Regions from separate parts of the Homo sapiens genome. Here region 2 is linked to region 1. Evidence: chromatin loops called from intact Hi-C (ENCODE). Cell type or tissue: endothelial cell of umbilical vein. All regions are shown on one strand.

Region 1 (8,000 bases):
GAGGAAATCGGGAGCCTGGGCCCAGGGTCCATGCAGGGCCTGCCCTTGGGTCCTGCAAAGGTTTTCTGACCAGCTGGGTGTACCAAGCTCTGGGGAGACGCCGGGGCTCCAGGGCTCACAGCCGGGAGCAGGAGTGGGCCGTGAGCCAACCCTCAGGGCAGGATGCTGGACACCCAGAGGAGAAACTTGGTGGCACAGAGGGTTCTGGAAAGTCCTCCCGGGGACTAGAGGTCGGAACTGAGTTCGTCAACCTGTAACCAGAAGAATCAGAAATCCCTGCTGTCTCAGACCAGTGGGGTCTCACCATGACAGGGAGCTAGGGGACAAGAGAGAGAGGAGAACGTGGAGTCTTTCCAGCTCTGGAATCAAGAGCAGGGTATTAACCCCTGACTTCAACGCGGGAGCCTTTAGTCCGAGCCGGGGACACAGGCACACAGGCCCCATTCCCAGCAGCCAGAGCCCATGGCAAACCCGGAGCAGGCCCGGGGGTCTCTGTGGTCCCTGAAGGCGGAGACAATGGCAATCAGTGGGAGCCCTGGCCAGACCCCAACTCAACTCACCCGAGGCTTACATAGGGGATCCTCTGTGAACGAGCACCCCCAGAGAGGTGGAGGCCCACCCTGGCCCTCCAGGAGAACACAGGGCAGCGTGCTGTGTCCTGGGACATAATTCTGGTCCCTTCCCTTTTGTTTCCCAGATAATGTCTTCCCAGGAAGTCCCTCTCGCCACCTCCACCCCACCCTCAAAATGCCAGGAGCCCGCGTGGGTTTCTGAATCCACCACTGTCACTCTTGCTGCCACCGGGTGCCACTGCTGTAGACAAGTCCCCTCAAGGACGGGGGTCCCTGCAGGTCCTCAGCGGTGCCCATCCCTGGGCTCTGGGCTTAGTGCTTCCTTCCTTCGTGCTATGGCCACAGCCACCGCCCCAAACACTCCGTGCATCAGGGCGGCCTCACAGGCCCAGGCGTCACCATGCCTGCCGAACCCGCCTCCTACTCAGCCAGACCCCAGGCTCTCCCTTCCCTCAAGCACCCTGTGATGTCCCCGGGTCCTGCCCTGCCTGGGATCTAAGTCAGGGCCCTCCTAATCCAACAGAGGAGCTGCCCGAATGCTGAGCCTCACGAGGAAAAGATCTCTAACTGGATCCCATCCTCCAGAGGTTCCCAGGCTGTCATGCCCTCCCGGGGACCTCAGTGAGGCAGCGCTGGTCCGTGATTCCATGAAACCAAAGAGCCTGCTGCTCACTCCCTGGAGCTGCACATCCACTCTTACTAACCACACGGGGGAGAGGTCCCGGCTCGTCCTCGTGCTGCACTCCGAGCAGGCAGGAGCAGGGCAGCCCAGGCTTGCCAGCTCCCTCACAGAACAACCTCAAGTGGCTGTGGCTAGGGAGCCCAACTCCAGGTTCCACCCCTGCTAGGGAGCTGTTTCCTGAGTCAACAGTGGTACCGAGTGTGACCGGCATGGGGGGAAAGCGGGTCACGCAGCAACCCTGGACGCTGGCTTTGGAAGGGGTGGACTCTGCTCCTGGGCGCTGTGGGGACGCCCTCATTCCCGGGTTGTGGCAGCACTGAGCGGAGGCCTGAGGCGCTGGAGCTAGTTCTGGACAGCACCTGGCCACTTTCCCCTGCACAGCCTGGCATGTCCGCACCTGCACCCTGCAACCACTCCCTACAGGAGCCCCTTCAAAGTCAGAGGATGCCGCAGGCTTTGAGTCTCCTCAGTAGGGGACCCCCATAAACAAGGAGGCCTGTTTCTATAATCAGAGCTTCCTGGAGCTCTGGAATTCAGAGCAGACATTAATTCTACTTTTTTTTTTTTTAAGACAGAGTCTTGCTCTGTCACCCAGGCTGAAGTGCAGTGGCGCAATCTCAGCTCACTGCCATCTCCGCCTCCTGGGTTCAAGCGATTCTCCTGCCTCAGCCTCCTGAATAGCTGGGACTACAGACACATGCTGCCATGCCCAGCTAATTTTTTGTACTTTAGTAGAGACAGGGTTTCACCGTGTTACCCTAGCTGTTCACGAACTCCTGAGCTCAGGCCATCCACCAGCCTCGGCCTCCCAAAGTGCTGGGATTACAGGCGTGAGCCACCGTGCCCGGCCAACGTTAATTCTTTAATTCAACAAACGTGTATCTGGTCTACCTCGGAGCTTGGGGGGAATTCCTGGGAGGCCGGGAAGGACAGGCTGAGGCCAAGGACATGGTGCTCAGGCCAGGCCCAGTGCCATGCAGGGAGACCTCAGAGGCTCTGACCAAATCCACCAGGAGAAAGCAGAGTGGCCCAACCACGCCCACCCCAGAAGGAAAATGCCTCAGTGTCTCTTTCCTCTGTGCTAGAAAATGGCTTTGTTTCCCTCAGGGCGCTGGAACCGGACCCCGTGCAACTTCTCCCAGGAAACTGGTCCCCGTGGCCCATCTGGGAGACCCTCATTCCTGCATCCTGACACCTGCTCTTCCGAGGGGAAGATTCCACGGAAACAAACTCCTACCCCCCAGCTGAGACCCCTCCACCCTTAGACTCCATTCTGGGGGCTGGAGCTTAGAGAGGCATCTCCACACTCACCCAGCCGATGCTTCCCTGGCTGGGGGTGGGAGGGCCCAGGGTTTGGAGGGCAGCCCCCGAGGAGGTGCACACTCACCTCCTGGCTTCTTCCTGGGAGGCTCAGCAATGCTACACATGCCCAGCCCTGCTCCAGAAATGCAAAGTTGAGGGACCCATGGAAACGGTGGAGGTGTCCGTGTAACCAACAACACATCTGCAATTGCACCCGTGATTTGGCAAACCTACTTCTTTTCTCTTAATTTTACTGGCCGGATTTGGTGACATCAATAAGCAAAGCTCTAAACCTAACATCACAAAACCTTTTTGAAGACTGAATCGCGACAGAATCTCCCACTTTCTTCTTCACAACTCGAGTGGAAACCAGATTAACATTTAAAATGAAATAGTCACGGAATATTTTAATAGCATTTCTCAGAGACCAGAACTTTGTTCCCTAGTGGCCAACCCAGGAGGAAGATTTTGTGTCCAAACTCAGGAGAAATGAGCATTTTTTTTTCCTACCTGTTTCTTATGAGGTGAATGAAACGGGCATTCTCTTTGTTTGATTTTTCTCTTTCTTTCAAAGACTGTCAGGAAAATGCCTCAGTTTCCTCCTCTCTAAAACAATGAAAGTTAAAAGGTGATGACGGATGACAAAGGTGGAGGAGAACGAGGAGGAGCTCGAGGAGGAGGGGAGAGTAGTCTTGGGAAACAGAACATGAAAGCTGTGATAAATTTCAGCAATGCTGTATCTCATTTCAGATGTCCTCCTGTGGGTTTTGCAGACAATTTAACAGAAGTCCAACGAAAAGGGAAGTTGCCTGAAAGAGCCGGCTCCCAATCCTTTCAAATGAGGTCCGAGAGCACCACCCCGCGGCAAGTCCCTCTCATTGCTGTTGCTTGCGTTTGCTTTCTGAGCCCCTCCTCCGGCCTGGTGCAGCTGCCTCCCGCTGCCGGGACCATGCCAGGAAGGAGCCAGGAGGCGAGTATGCACCTCCCCAGGGGCTGCCGGCCAAGCCCCGAGCCCTGCCCGCCCTCCCCAGCCAGGGAAGCACCAGCTGGGCGAGTGTGAAGGTGCCCCGCAAAGCTCCAGCCCTCCAGAATGGAGTCTAAGGGTGGAGGGCTCTCAGCTGGGGCGGGTGGGAGTGGCGGTTTGTTTCCATGGGAACTTTCCCTTGGAAGAGGCAGGTGTCAGGATCTCCCAGCCAGGGAGGATGTTTGCCTTTGGAATGTGTCCCGAGTCTAAATTATTTAGACCTTGTCTACATAACCTACCAAAGAGCGTTTTGGCCCCGCCTGCCCCTCCCCAGAGGACACGGCAGTGGCGCTGAGGGGCCTGGGTGGATCTTAAGGAAAACTGAGCCACAGGCCACTGCCCCCCAACACCTTCAGCTGCTTCTGCCTCAAGGGGGATGCTGCCCTCTGTTTCTGCACGGTTTGTGTCTTTGGGGGCAGGCCCCGGCCCGTGACACATGCAGGGCTTTGTCTCCCATTGGGCGGCTGCAGGCGGCCCCATTCCAGGCCATCAGCAGGACCCCTAGAGCCCCAGCCCCAATCCTCCAGGTGTGGGAGGGTGGACATGAGCAGGCATTAGGGCACAGTCCCCAGGAGCCACGCAGGGCCTGAAGGGGCTTCCACCTGGACCCAGGCTTCTCCCTCCCCTCCCTTGCAGGGAGGCTGGCATCCTGGACACAGCCTCAGGGGTCGAGCTCAGGCTCTCCTTCCGGTGGCCGGAGGAGACCCCACAGTCCCTGCTTCCCCTCCACAGGCCCTGCTGCCCACTTCTCTCTTCTTAGCTCTTCCTGTCTTTCGAGGCAGACTTCTTGTCTCTTCAGGCCCAGAGAGGGAGGGGACAGATGGCCAATTCCCTGCCAGTGGTCACTGCAGGCCCCGAACCATTCCCCACCCAGCTGGCCCGCCCTCCCTCGCCTGGGGGCCAGGATCGGAGGGGAAGATAGAGAAGCACCTTCTCCTGCTCGGACTCGGGTTTCAGGCTCCAGGCCTGGATTGCCACAAATTAGCCATGTGACTTTGGGAAGTTACTTCCTCCTGCTATGCCTCAGTTTGCTCATCTGTAAGAGGGGATAGATAATAGGAGGCCACGTCCCACCAGGTCGCTGCACCCCCGGCCAGGAGTGTCACTGGGACTCTGCCTAGGTTCCACCTTCCTTTGTCTCCTGAGACTCCCCCCCTCCTCCGGTAGGCACGGGACTCCCTGGGAGGGGAGGGGCGGTGACCCTGAATCCTGGCCCAACACACTAGTTGCCCCGTGAAGGTGCTAATAGGGTATTGAACAAAGCCTCATCAGGTATTACAACACCCAGCATATAAAACCTCATTCTTCCAATCTGCTTTAGAAAAACAACTTTTCCTTTAAGAAAGGCTGATTAAATCCAAAGGTGTCACTTCAGTGATCTGGCAATTTTCCAGACCGAAGGAAAGGCTGGAGCACGGGAGACTCTGACAGTGAAGAGACCAGCGGGCAAGGGGAGGGCAGAGGCCTAGGTGCTGCGGGAGACGCACAGGAGAGGCCCAAGTGGGTGGGAGCTGGAGGGTCTGCCCGGAGGGAGGAGGGGTCTGTCCTGGAGCAAAGAGGAAAGGGGAATCTACAGGCAGCCATGTGGAGAGAGATGCTCCCTGCCACGTTTCCACTGTTAATTCTGGAAACTAACTTTCTAAATAGGTTTTTTAAGAAGAGAACGTCTTATAGTAACTTAGTAAACTTTCTTTTTTTTTTTTTTTTTTTTGAGACAGAGTCTTGCTGTCTTGCCCAGGCTGGAGTGCAGTGATGCGATCTCGGCTCACTGCAACCTCTGGCTCCCGGGTTCAAGCGATTCTTGTGTCTCAGCCTCCCGAGTAGCTGAGATTACAGGCGCCTGCCACCATACCTGGACAATTTTTGTATTTTTGGTAGAGATGGGGTTTCACCATGTTGGCCAGGCTGGTTTTGAACTCCTGACGTCAGGTGATCTGCCCACCTCCACCTCCCAAAGTGCTGGGATTACAGGCATGAGCCACCACGCTCGGCTGTAGTAACTTAATAAACTTTTTACATAATGGACCTTCCCCAAGTAGATAAGGAACATCTACAAAGAAGCTACAGTTAACATTAGATGGTGAAAAACTAGATGCTTTTCTTCTAAGATCAGAAAGAAGGCAAGGATGTCCCCTCTGGCCACTCCTATTCAACGTCGTATAGGAAGTCATAGCTAGTGCAGTAAGAAAAGAAGAGGAAATAACACGTGTATAGATTGAGAAAGAAGAAACAAAACTGTTCACAGATGACATGATTTTCTATGTAGGAAATCTCAAAGAATCACCCCCCAAAAAATCCTGGAATTAATAAGTGATTATAGCAAGGCTCCAGGACACAGGGTTAATATACAAAAGTCCATTTCTTTCCTCTATAGCATTCATTGGACAATTGGAATTTGAGATTAAAAACACAACACCATTTATGTAAGCTCCAAGAAAATGAAATACTTAGGTATAAATCCAACAAAATATGTATAAGACCCATATGAAGAAAACAACAAAACTCTAATGAAAAAAATCTAAGAGCTAAATAAATAGAGAGACACTCCGTGTTCATGGATAGGAAGACTCGATATTGTCAAGATGTCAGTTCTCCCTGACTTCCTCTATAGATTCAATGCACTCCCAATCAAAATCCCAGTGAGTTATTTCATGGATACTGACAAACTGATTTTAAAGTTTATTCAGAAAGGCAAAGACCTAAAATAGCCTACACAATATTAAAGGAGAAAAGAGTCAGAGGACTGACACCACCCAACTCCGAGTCTTATTATAAAGTGACAGTAATCAAGACAGTGTGGTATTGGCTAAAGAACAAGCAAACAAGTCAACATAGTAAAACAGAGAGTGCAGAAATCGACCCACATAAGTATCAACTGACCTTTGACAAAGGCACACCAGCAAATACAATAGCGCAGAGACGATCTTTTCAACAAACGCTGCTGGAATAACTGCATACCCCGTGCAAAAAAAAAAAAAAATCAGTCTAGACACAGATCCTCTACCCTTCACAAAATTTACTCAAAGTGGATTACAGACCAAAATGTAGAATGCAAAATGAACAGTTCCAGAATATGCCATACAGAAAATGTATGTGACCTTGGGTTTGGTTTTCAGATACAACCCCAAATTGAGGTTTGATTTCATTAAAATTTCAAACCTCTGCTCTGTAAAAGATGCTGTCAAGTAAATGAAAAAACAAGCCACAGACTGGGAGAAAATATTTTCAAAACACACATCTGATAAAGGGCTTGTATCCAAAGTACGCAGAGAAGTCCAGCAAAACCAGGTTGGAGGGTGTCTCAGTTTCCCACAGCTGCTGTAACAAGCTACCATCAATTTTACAGCTTAAGACAACAGAACTGTATTCTCTCACAGTTCTAGAGGCCAGAAGTCCAAAACCAGTTTCACAGGGCCAAAATCAAGGTGTCAGCAGGGCTGTGCCCCCTCGGGAGGCTTTCTTTCCTCCTCCCGCTGCAGGGGCTACCAGCAGTGGTTGGCTTTTGGCCACATCACTCCACTCTCCCCACCGTCTTCACGCTGCCTCCTCCCCTGCGTGTGTTAAGTCTCCCCCTGCCTCTCTCTAATTAGGATGCGTGTAGTGACATTTAGGGCCTACCAGGATGATCCAGGATGATCTCACCATCCCAAGACTCTTAATCACATTACAAAACCCCTTTTCCAAGTAAAGTCACATTCACAGGTTCTGAGAATCACAACGGGGACTGACCTGTGGAAGCCATGATTGACCAACCACATCAGCATTAGAAAGGGTTCTCTTGGCTGGGCGAGGTAGGTGGCTTACACCTGTAATCCCAACACTTTGAGGGGCCGGGGCGGGTTGATCACCTGAGGTCGGGAATTCAAGACCAGCCTGACCCACATGGAGAAACCCCATCTCTACTAAAAATACAGAATTAGCCGGGCATGGTGGTGCATGCCTGTAATCCCAGCTACTTGAGAGGCTGAGGCAGGAGAATCGCTTGAACCCAGGAGGTGGAGGTTGCAGTGAGCCAAGATGGTGCCATTGCACTCCAACCTGGGCAACAAGAGTAAAACTCCATCTCAAAAAAAAAAAAGAAAGAGTTCTCGCCGAAGAGAAGACAGCACATCGAGACCCACAGGGAGAGGCTGGGGACTGCTGGGTTTGGATGAAGTCCGAGAAGAGAGCGCCCTGCTTGGTGGACAGACGTTTTGGGGAGTGGCAGGATCCATTGTTCATGCAGCACCATTCCTCTCAGACACTTCTCGAGAGGCTACAGCAAAGATTTTCCGTGGTTTTTTATTCCTTTTGGGTGTCAGCTCATCTCTCGCTGCATTTCTTCCAAGTGCAAGGTGGAGCTCAGAGAGACGCCTGGAGGATGAGGCGGCACGGGCAAACCTCAGGGCATCGTGGGCTCAGTTCCAGAGGCCACAGCACA
Region 2 (8,000 bases), 89 kb before region 1:
ATTGTAACCCCCATAATCCCCATGTGTTAAGGGTGGGACCAGGTGAAGGGAATTGGATCTCGGGGGCAGTTTCCCCAATGCTGTTCTCATGATAGTGAGTGAGTCTCACAAGATCTGATGGTTTTATAAGCACCTGGCATTTCCCCTGCTAGTTGTTATTCTCTCTCCTGCCGCCCTGTGAAGAGGTGCCTGCTTCTCCTCTGCTTTCCACCATGATTGTAAGTTTCCTGGGGCCTCCCCAGCAATGTGGAAGTGTGAGTCAACCCTCTTTCCTTTATAAATTATCTAGTCTCAGGCAGTTATTTATAGCAGCATGAGAACGAACTAATACAGATAGATAATAGATAATCAATAGGTAGAGACAGATCTGTTAGAATAGGCAGATAGCGGCCAGGTGGGGTGGCTCATGCCTGTAATCTCAGCACTTTGGGAGGCCAACACAGGCAGATCACTTGAGGTCAGAAGTTTGAGACCACCCTGGCCAACATGGTGAAACTCCATCTCTACTAAATAAAATAAAATAATGGGCAGATGGCTAGACATGAGCAGGAGAGGGAGCCCCTGAGAAAAGGGAGGTCTGGAAAAGTCTCACACCCCAGGGACCACCAGAAACATGCATGCTGGAAATGAGCAGAGGAGGGGATATACTGATGCAGGAAGGAACACCCCTTAGAGACACCCAGTCATCACTCCCTCCACAGTCAACCTGTCAGAGCAGAGCTGTCTGCGTGCTGATAAAGAGGAAAGAAAACAAAGGAGAAACTCAGAGACAAGCAGTCGCAGTAAGTGCAGATCTGGCCATGATACAACCTTCCCGAGTGGAGGTAATGAGCAACACAGCCATTAGGTAGAATTTGCATCCAACACTGGCCTGGCATGGGTACCGCCTGATAGTAAAGGAGGGTCCCAGAAGCCCAGGGTGAGAACTAGGTGAGGAGAAGGTGGGGACTTAAGACAGGAATGACAAAACTAGACCCTCCCAAAAAAGGCAGAGCCTTAAGACAGAGGTGGGAACTTCAGGAAAAAATACAAAGTCATAAAAACCCAGCGTAGAACCCTCAGGGGCTGTAGCTCATTCTCCTTCAGCTGCCCCCTCTGTCTCATCTTTCAGAGTGCACTGTCCCTTTAAATAAACCCTCTGCTCCCAATTTTCCTTCCATAAATTATCTTCTTGGATAAGAGAATAAACTCCATAAACTGTCTCTTGGCCAAATTCTTTCTCCCAAGATGACAAAGGACTGAGGATTCCCACACTTCCTGATGAGAGAGAGAGAGAGAGATTGATTGTAAGGAGTTGCTCACACAGTTATGGAGGCTGACAAGTCCCAGTTCTGCCATTTGCAAGCTGGAGACCCAGGAGACCAAACAGTGTAAGTTCCAGTCCAAAATCCAGCAGGCTCAAAACCAGAAAAAGGTTCATGATTCAGTTCTAGTCCAAAAGCAGGGAAAACCAATGTCCCCTCTCAAGGCGATTAGACAGGAGGAAAGCAGGAGACCCACCCTTTCGTTCTACTCAAGCCTTCGCCTGATTGCAGGGGCTGCCCTAACCAGGGAGCACCATCTGCCCTACTCAGTCTACAGGTTCCAATGCTGGTCCCATCCAGAAACATCCTCACAGACACACCCAAAAAATGTCTGGGTGCGCGGCCCAGTCAAGTTAAAGCATGAAATTCACCATCCCATGATGTGCACCCATCTCGGTGTATTGACCACCCACTCTTGCCTGACATCTTCAGAAATAAAATAGACCTTGTGCCTGGAGCCACTGAGAGTCAGAGGTTGTTGGTGAAGCAACTGGTCACATGTCTCTGACTGCTGAAGTGGACAGTGCCCCCGCCCACGGGACCCCAGCCTTGCCCTCGCCACAATGTGGCCACTGTAGACTTCCTCAGTGGGACCCATTTCCACAGCACATCTAGTCAATCCTGCCATGTCAGCCAGAGGTCCCCAATCTCAACCCCAGCAGACCAGAGGAGCTCCCCTCCCCCACCGCCTCGAAGCCAGTCTCTCCTCTGGGCCTCCCATCCTGTGCAGGTGGACACCCTGTCATCACCTCTGGCTCCTCCCCTCACCTACGTGCAGTGGAGGGGCCCATCCCTCCACGTCCGTGTCAATGTGACTGATGATTCCTCCTGCCTTTGCGGGGCTGACTCTGGGCCCAACGTTGCTCTAAGTGTCATAAATGGTGTCTTCTCACAACAACTAGAGGTTGTCATCGCTGTGACCGCCATTTACAGATGCAGCAGCTGTGACCCAGCGAGGTTGAGTGGCTTGCCCACACTCACCGCCTCCGTGCATACCGACCCCGGCCTGGAACCAGACACCCTGGCCCGAGCCGAGAGGCCCCTTGCTTCCTGCTCCACACCTTCCCGGGAAAAACAAGCACTCTGAGTTGGGGTCACCAAAGCCACAGAGTGCAGCTCAACTTCAGCTTGGTGTCTTGCAAAATCTCTTATTCTCTCTCCTTGGTTCTCCCCTACAGCAGCAGAAACTGCCCAGCAGTCCTGTTCTATAGACTTTCCCCTTCCCCTGCCATTGCCCTGCTGAGACACTCCCCACGGCACTCCTGACTCCTTCCTCCAGAGCCCAGAATATTCCAGGCCCAGGGCTGGACCCAATCCCCCAAAAGGCCACTGATGCCACCATGGCCTGTTTCTTCTCGGTGACACCTTGCAGCTCACTGAATTCAGTGGAAACTTTATACCCAAGAGCATATAGAAAATCAATTGTGATAATTCAGAAGCCATCTGGCCTCCACTGGCTACTACTCAAAAGAATACCGAAATAAGCCACTTCAAAACCCTATTTACTATTCATTGACCACCTACTATGCACCAGACGTGCCCCTGGGCCTTTTGTGTCAATTACCTGGTTTAATTCTCACCACCGTCCATGAGGCAGACACCATTGCTATCCCCATTTAACAGAAGGAAAAAATGAGATGCAGAGAAGCAACTTGCCAGACATTACCCAGAGAATAAATGGCAGAACCAGCTCCCAGCCCGGGCGTTACTCCAAAGCCAATCCCCCTAACTCCTACAGGGCTGCTGAGCCAACGTTACACAAAAGCAGCGACTGTAGAAATGAGGAGAAAGGTGAGCATCAGAGTTCATCCGGTTGACCTTGCGGAGCTGCCCTAGGGGACGGAGAGCTGCTGTGCTCCCTGCTTCTGCACACCAGGCAGGAGTCAGGCCACCACGAGCCCCTTCCCCTCTATCACCTGCCGCATTCCCAGCCCACGGCTCTGCTCAGGGTGGACTGGGCTCCTCTGGCCGCCCAGCTCCCCTGCAGGGTGGCTGACAGGCCCTTGCCTACCCTTCACTTCTAACATTGCTATCCCCATTTCCCAAAATTCAGCAAGGTTAGTTCCCTTCTCTTTTCCCCTAATTCTTGCTTTTTAAGATCAATCCTGAGCAAGAGGAGCTTTCTCAAGAAGGAATTATGTGCATCTGTAGCCCCACTGAAGCTTCAACAAACTGATTCCCCCAGATGTGCTCAATGGAAGAAGTCAGGTCCTTTGTTGTGTATCAGATCCACTTGGCCAAGGAGAAGGGTTCTGCGCTGATTCATTCATAAAATCTTCATCAAGCTCTTACTGCATTTATCATCCTGCGCAGGAACTAATGGGTACGTGCATGCACCTGACAAGGAAAAATGGGCCTAAGAAACATCACCGTAAATGTCATGTCTTTAAGACATAAGCGTCAACATTTTAAGGATAACATTGAATTTTTTTCAAAAGAATATTATCTTTTTCAATAGAAAATACACAAATCTGTACCAGTGTGAATGTCCTAGGTCATTGATCACAATGGAACTGGTTCCACTGAGTTATGACCTGCTGTAAGAAGAGGCATGGAGACTTGTTCTGTTCTGAGGATCCCGGCAGTTCTGAGTTTAAGTGCTTGTCGGCTGGGAACTTTGGTTATGCACAGGCAAACCTCTGGAACCTATGTTCCCAGGCCAAGGAGACTAAGGTAACAGTGTTGTCAGTGCACACCGTACAGTCCTTGGAGCTGGGCTCGCCTTTTCCTGTGCCACCTGAAAGCTCTGGCCAACGCAGTGGAAAAAACAAAAACAAAACGAAACAGCAATAACAAAAAAAACCACACTGGGTTTTGACTGAAGTGACATCTATCGCCGGCATTATATAGATTCGAATTTATTGACTTGACTCTTTTTTTTAATTCTAATTTATTCACCATTTCAAAAACCAAGTATGTGATTAAAATCTGCTGCCACCTGGTGGTGGTCACAGTGTCACATGTCATGTTCCAAAAAGTGAAGTCCACGCTACAACTGTGTTTTGGTAAAGGTAGCAATGAACATATTTTTCTCATCTATTTAGGGGAAAATGGTAAAATATGTGAACTTATTCATTGTTAATCCTACATGTGACAAGTATAATCCGAGCACAAGCCTTGAGGCAGCATTTCTTAACTGGTCATAGATGCTTTTGAAACCCTGATAAAATGTGGGAGGATCTCCCTGGGAAAATGAACACACGTGCACATTCACAAAGTTACACATGCAACTTTGAAAGAACACAGTACAGAGTGAAGATGCTTGCTTTAAAGAAAATACCTAGAATTCGATCTCACTGAGATGGTTGCAAATTAAAAGGCTCTAATCACAGTGAAAAGGAACCGGTAGCTATGAGCCACTGTGAGTTTTCTAAGAAGTCAAACCAAGTGCACCCTGATTCCATTTTGTTGTTATGATATGTAAAGGTAAATATATAGGAGATATACGTGTTTTATATATGTGTATATAAAACATAAACATTTATATATTTTTGTACTTATTCATATAAAACATATTTATATATAATTATTGTACAAGATAATTTAATTCCATGCAATAGTTATTTATCACATGGCTGGACTGGTCACTGGGCCGGGTGCTGAATGCTCAGAAAATTAAGACACAATTTCTGCCTTCAAAAGACCCACAGCCTGGCAAGGAAAATGAGCAGACATATATACACATATATAAGAATTATAATCTGATATGACAAGTGTTCGTCCAAAGGCACTACGGGAGCAAGAGGAAGAAGCAATTTCTTCTATCTGATTTGAGGGGTGGCAGGGAGAAAAAGTTGCCATTTCAGCTAAGGAAAGAGATGGGTAACCCCAACCCCAATGTGAAAGACACATATTCAAAGCAGGGAACTGCATGGGGGAAAGCTCAGCAGCATCAAAGTTCACAGGACCAGCACGTGCTCTGGGGTCAGGTCGCCAAAGCCACAGAGTGAAGCTAAACTTCAGCTTGGTGTTTTGCAAAATCTTTTATTCTTTCTCCTTGATTGTCCCCTACAGTGAACCTTCCCACCAGTCCTATTCTATAAAATGTTCCCTTCCCTCACACTCCAGGGATTATCCAGGGTGCAGAACAGGGAGGAGTATGCCCCATCTCGTGTGCAAAACCTCATTATGTAAGGTAATTCTATGGGATACCTTTTATACCCCACATGAAAACCCTCCCAGCCTCACCTCGCACTTCACCCAGTACCTCCCAGGCTCTGATCCACTTTGCATAGGTGTCACCTGACACCACCTGGGCTCGGAGATCTGCTCACCTCTTACTTCCTGCCTTGGCCCCGGGGTCACCTGCAGGAGGCTGCTCAGCAATCACAGTTATGCAAGTCTCCAAAGACAGGGCCTCCACGGCCAGGACAGAAGCAGATAATAAGTTCTCTTTCCTTTACTGTCCCAAGGAGACTGTGCTGAGATGCATTTCATAAAGGGCCTCAGAAGGTCTCAAAAAGCCCAGCATCAGCCACTCCAAGCGGCTGTCGATTGGATAAGCCATCTGGTATTCCCATTCACTCCTTCCCTCCCTCGCTCAACTCACTCCTGCTCGCCTGAGCCCTGAGACCCCTGCCCAAAGAAACAGCCTGAACTCAAGCCTTTGTCCCTAGCTCTGCTGGAGAAGCTCCATCTAAGACCACTGATACCACACCTGAAAGCTCTAGATAGCAGACCTTCAGGATAGAATTTGGGGGCTAGTCCCCTCGCCAATCCAGCACACAGAGGAACCCCATTGCCAGTGGCAATTGGGGAAGTAATAAGCCCCTGGCCTCAGCTGCCTCATCATCACCAAGAAGGGCACTGGAATAGGGCTAGAGAGAGGTGCAGGGAGGTGCGGGGGAGGTACAGGGGAGGCACAGGGGAGACAGGCTTTGCACTGGCATCCATGACACCTTAGAGACTCCCCATCCAGCAGGGTAGGGGTCCCCAACTCCCAGCCATGAACCAGTACCAGTCTGTGGCCTGTTAGGAGCCAGGCCACACAGCAGGTGAGCAGCAGGCTGAGGAGCACTGCTACCCAAGCTCACCCTCCTGTCAGATCAGCAGCGGCATTAGATTCTCATAGGAGCACAATCCCTATTGTGAACCGTGCTTTTGAGGGATCTCGGTTGCCCACTGCTTATGAGAATCTAATACCTGATGATCTGAGATGGAACAGTTTCATCCCCAAACCATCCCCACCCCCAGTCTGTGGAGAAATTGTCTTCCACAAAACGTGTCCCTGGTGCCAAAAAGGTTGAGGACCACTGCGCCAGGGCGTTGGATTCAGAAGGTCTTGCAGAGGGTGCATCAGCAATATGCATTTCTAACTGGCAGCAAAAGTCCTCTTACAAAACGTTCATCTACTGTAGAAAGATTTAGGATGTAGAAACAAAAGAAATGTCACCTGTAACTCTGCCATGGGTCAGTGTGCACCATCTCAGGCTCTTCTGCACGCCCATGTGGGTGGGGTCGGGGTTGGGTGTCTCGGCCAGGTGGAGGCTGGGCCAGGCCCCAAAGCTGTGGGCGGCAGATGCTGCATCCACCTCCTCTGGCTTGGATCTAGAAGCTTCCTCCTCTCTCTTCCTCTTGCCTGAATTGACACAGGAGATGAAGCCTGGGGAAAATGGACCAGAACTCAGACCCCAACCCCCAACCTACAATGACATTCAAGGATGTAAGACGCACATGATAGATTTGTTAGCACAGTGTTATCTGTAAATCAGAGCTGTGTTCACTGTCAGTTAGAACAGGCTGGGTTATACCGAGTAACAAATGTCCTGCAATCACAGAGGCTTCCCTCCACAAAGATCTGCCTGTCACTCACCACGTGCCCAGGGCTTGGCTCAGCCCTTCACAGGTGGATGGGCATTCGCAAACTGGAGCACGGCAGCCTGTCATAGAGACAGGAAATGAGCACATGGTGAACAAGTGCTGGCTCTTAGCTTCTGCCCAGCAGAGCCCCATGACACTTCTGCTCACATTTCATTGGCCAAGGCAAGTCACATGGCCCTACTGCCACATGACACTTGTACTTGAATTTCATTGGCCAAGGCAAGTCCCCTTGCTTTGCCTGCTTCAGAGGAGCAGGGATGTTCAGTGAGCAAATCACCCTGAGAACTTGATGACTGTCCTTGCTCCATTCTTTCTTTTATCACGGTCCTTTGTCCACCGACACATCACCAGCTCTGGACTGGAGCTCCAGTAGAGAGGGCACCAGGCACACTCATCCTTGTATCCCACAGGGACTGCCATCATTGGCAGACAGGCAGTCTACTTCTCTTTTTCCTGCCAAGAGTCGGAGAGAGCAGTGACTTCCACAACACTGGCCCTGCAGACTTTGTAACCTAAGTTCCCAAAAATGGACTAAAAAGTAATGAGTTCTTATCCTGACTATTCACTCAGCAATACTTAGTTATTAAACATCTTCTATGTGCCAGGTACATAATGTGGAGAATAAATAGAAGTAGAAAATAAGAAAATGAAAATATCCTACAGGTTATCTCTTATTCAAAATGGTTGGGACCAGAAAGGTTTTGAGTTTTGGATTTTGGAATATTTACATTACACTTAATGGTTGAGCATTTTGAATCCAAAAGTCTAAAATCTAAAATGCTCCAGTGAGCATTTCCTTTGAGCATCATGTCAGCACTCAGAAAGTTTCAGATTTTGGAGCATTTCAGATTTCAGATTTTTAGATTCAAGATGCTC

The links. Peaks named below come from ENCODE experiments on the same cell type or tissue, not always from the same donor. Only the 100,000 strongest peaks of a DNase experiment are listed, where the experiment ranks them.
Region 2: it touches region 1 in a loop (16-fold over the local background); 2 of 110 quality-filtered maps call a loop at or near these places.

Annotation. Positions count from the first base shown.
Region 1 is chr10:131,871,677-131,879,676 of GRCh38, forward strand. LOC105378565 (a long non-coding RNA gene) reads right to left here and starts at 3,651. Exons shown (of 2, transcript XR_946487.4): 1 at 3,067-3,651. LOC105378566 (a long non-coding RNA gene) reads left to right here and starts at 3,775. Exons shown (of 3, transcript XR_946488.1): 1 at 3,775-3,979; 2 at 7,283-7,371; 3 at 7,909-8,000. In endothelial cell of umbilical vein, a CTCF peak has its summit at 3,406; a DNase peak (open chromatin) is centred at 3,405.
Region 2 is chr10:131,782,961-131,790,960 of GRCh38, forward strand. It overlaps LINC01164 (long intergenic non-protein coding RNA 1164), which reads right to left and starts at 7,239. Exons shown (of 5, transcript NR_038365.1): 1 at 7,117-7,239; 2 at 6,697-6,906. In endothelial cell of umbilical vein, a CTCF peak has its summit at 4,258 (motif pointing left); no DNase peak of the experiment used is centred here.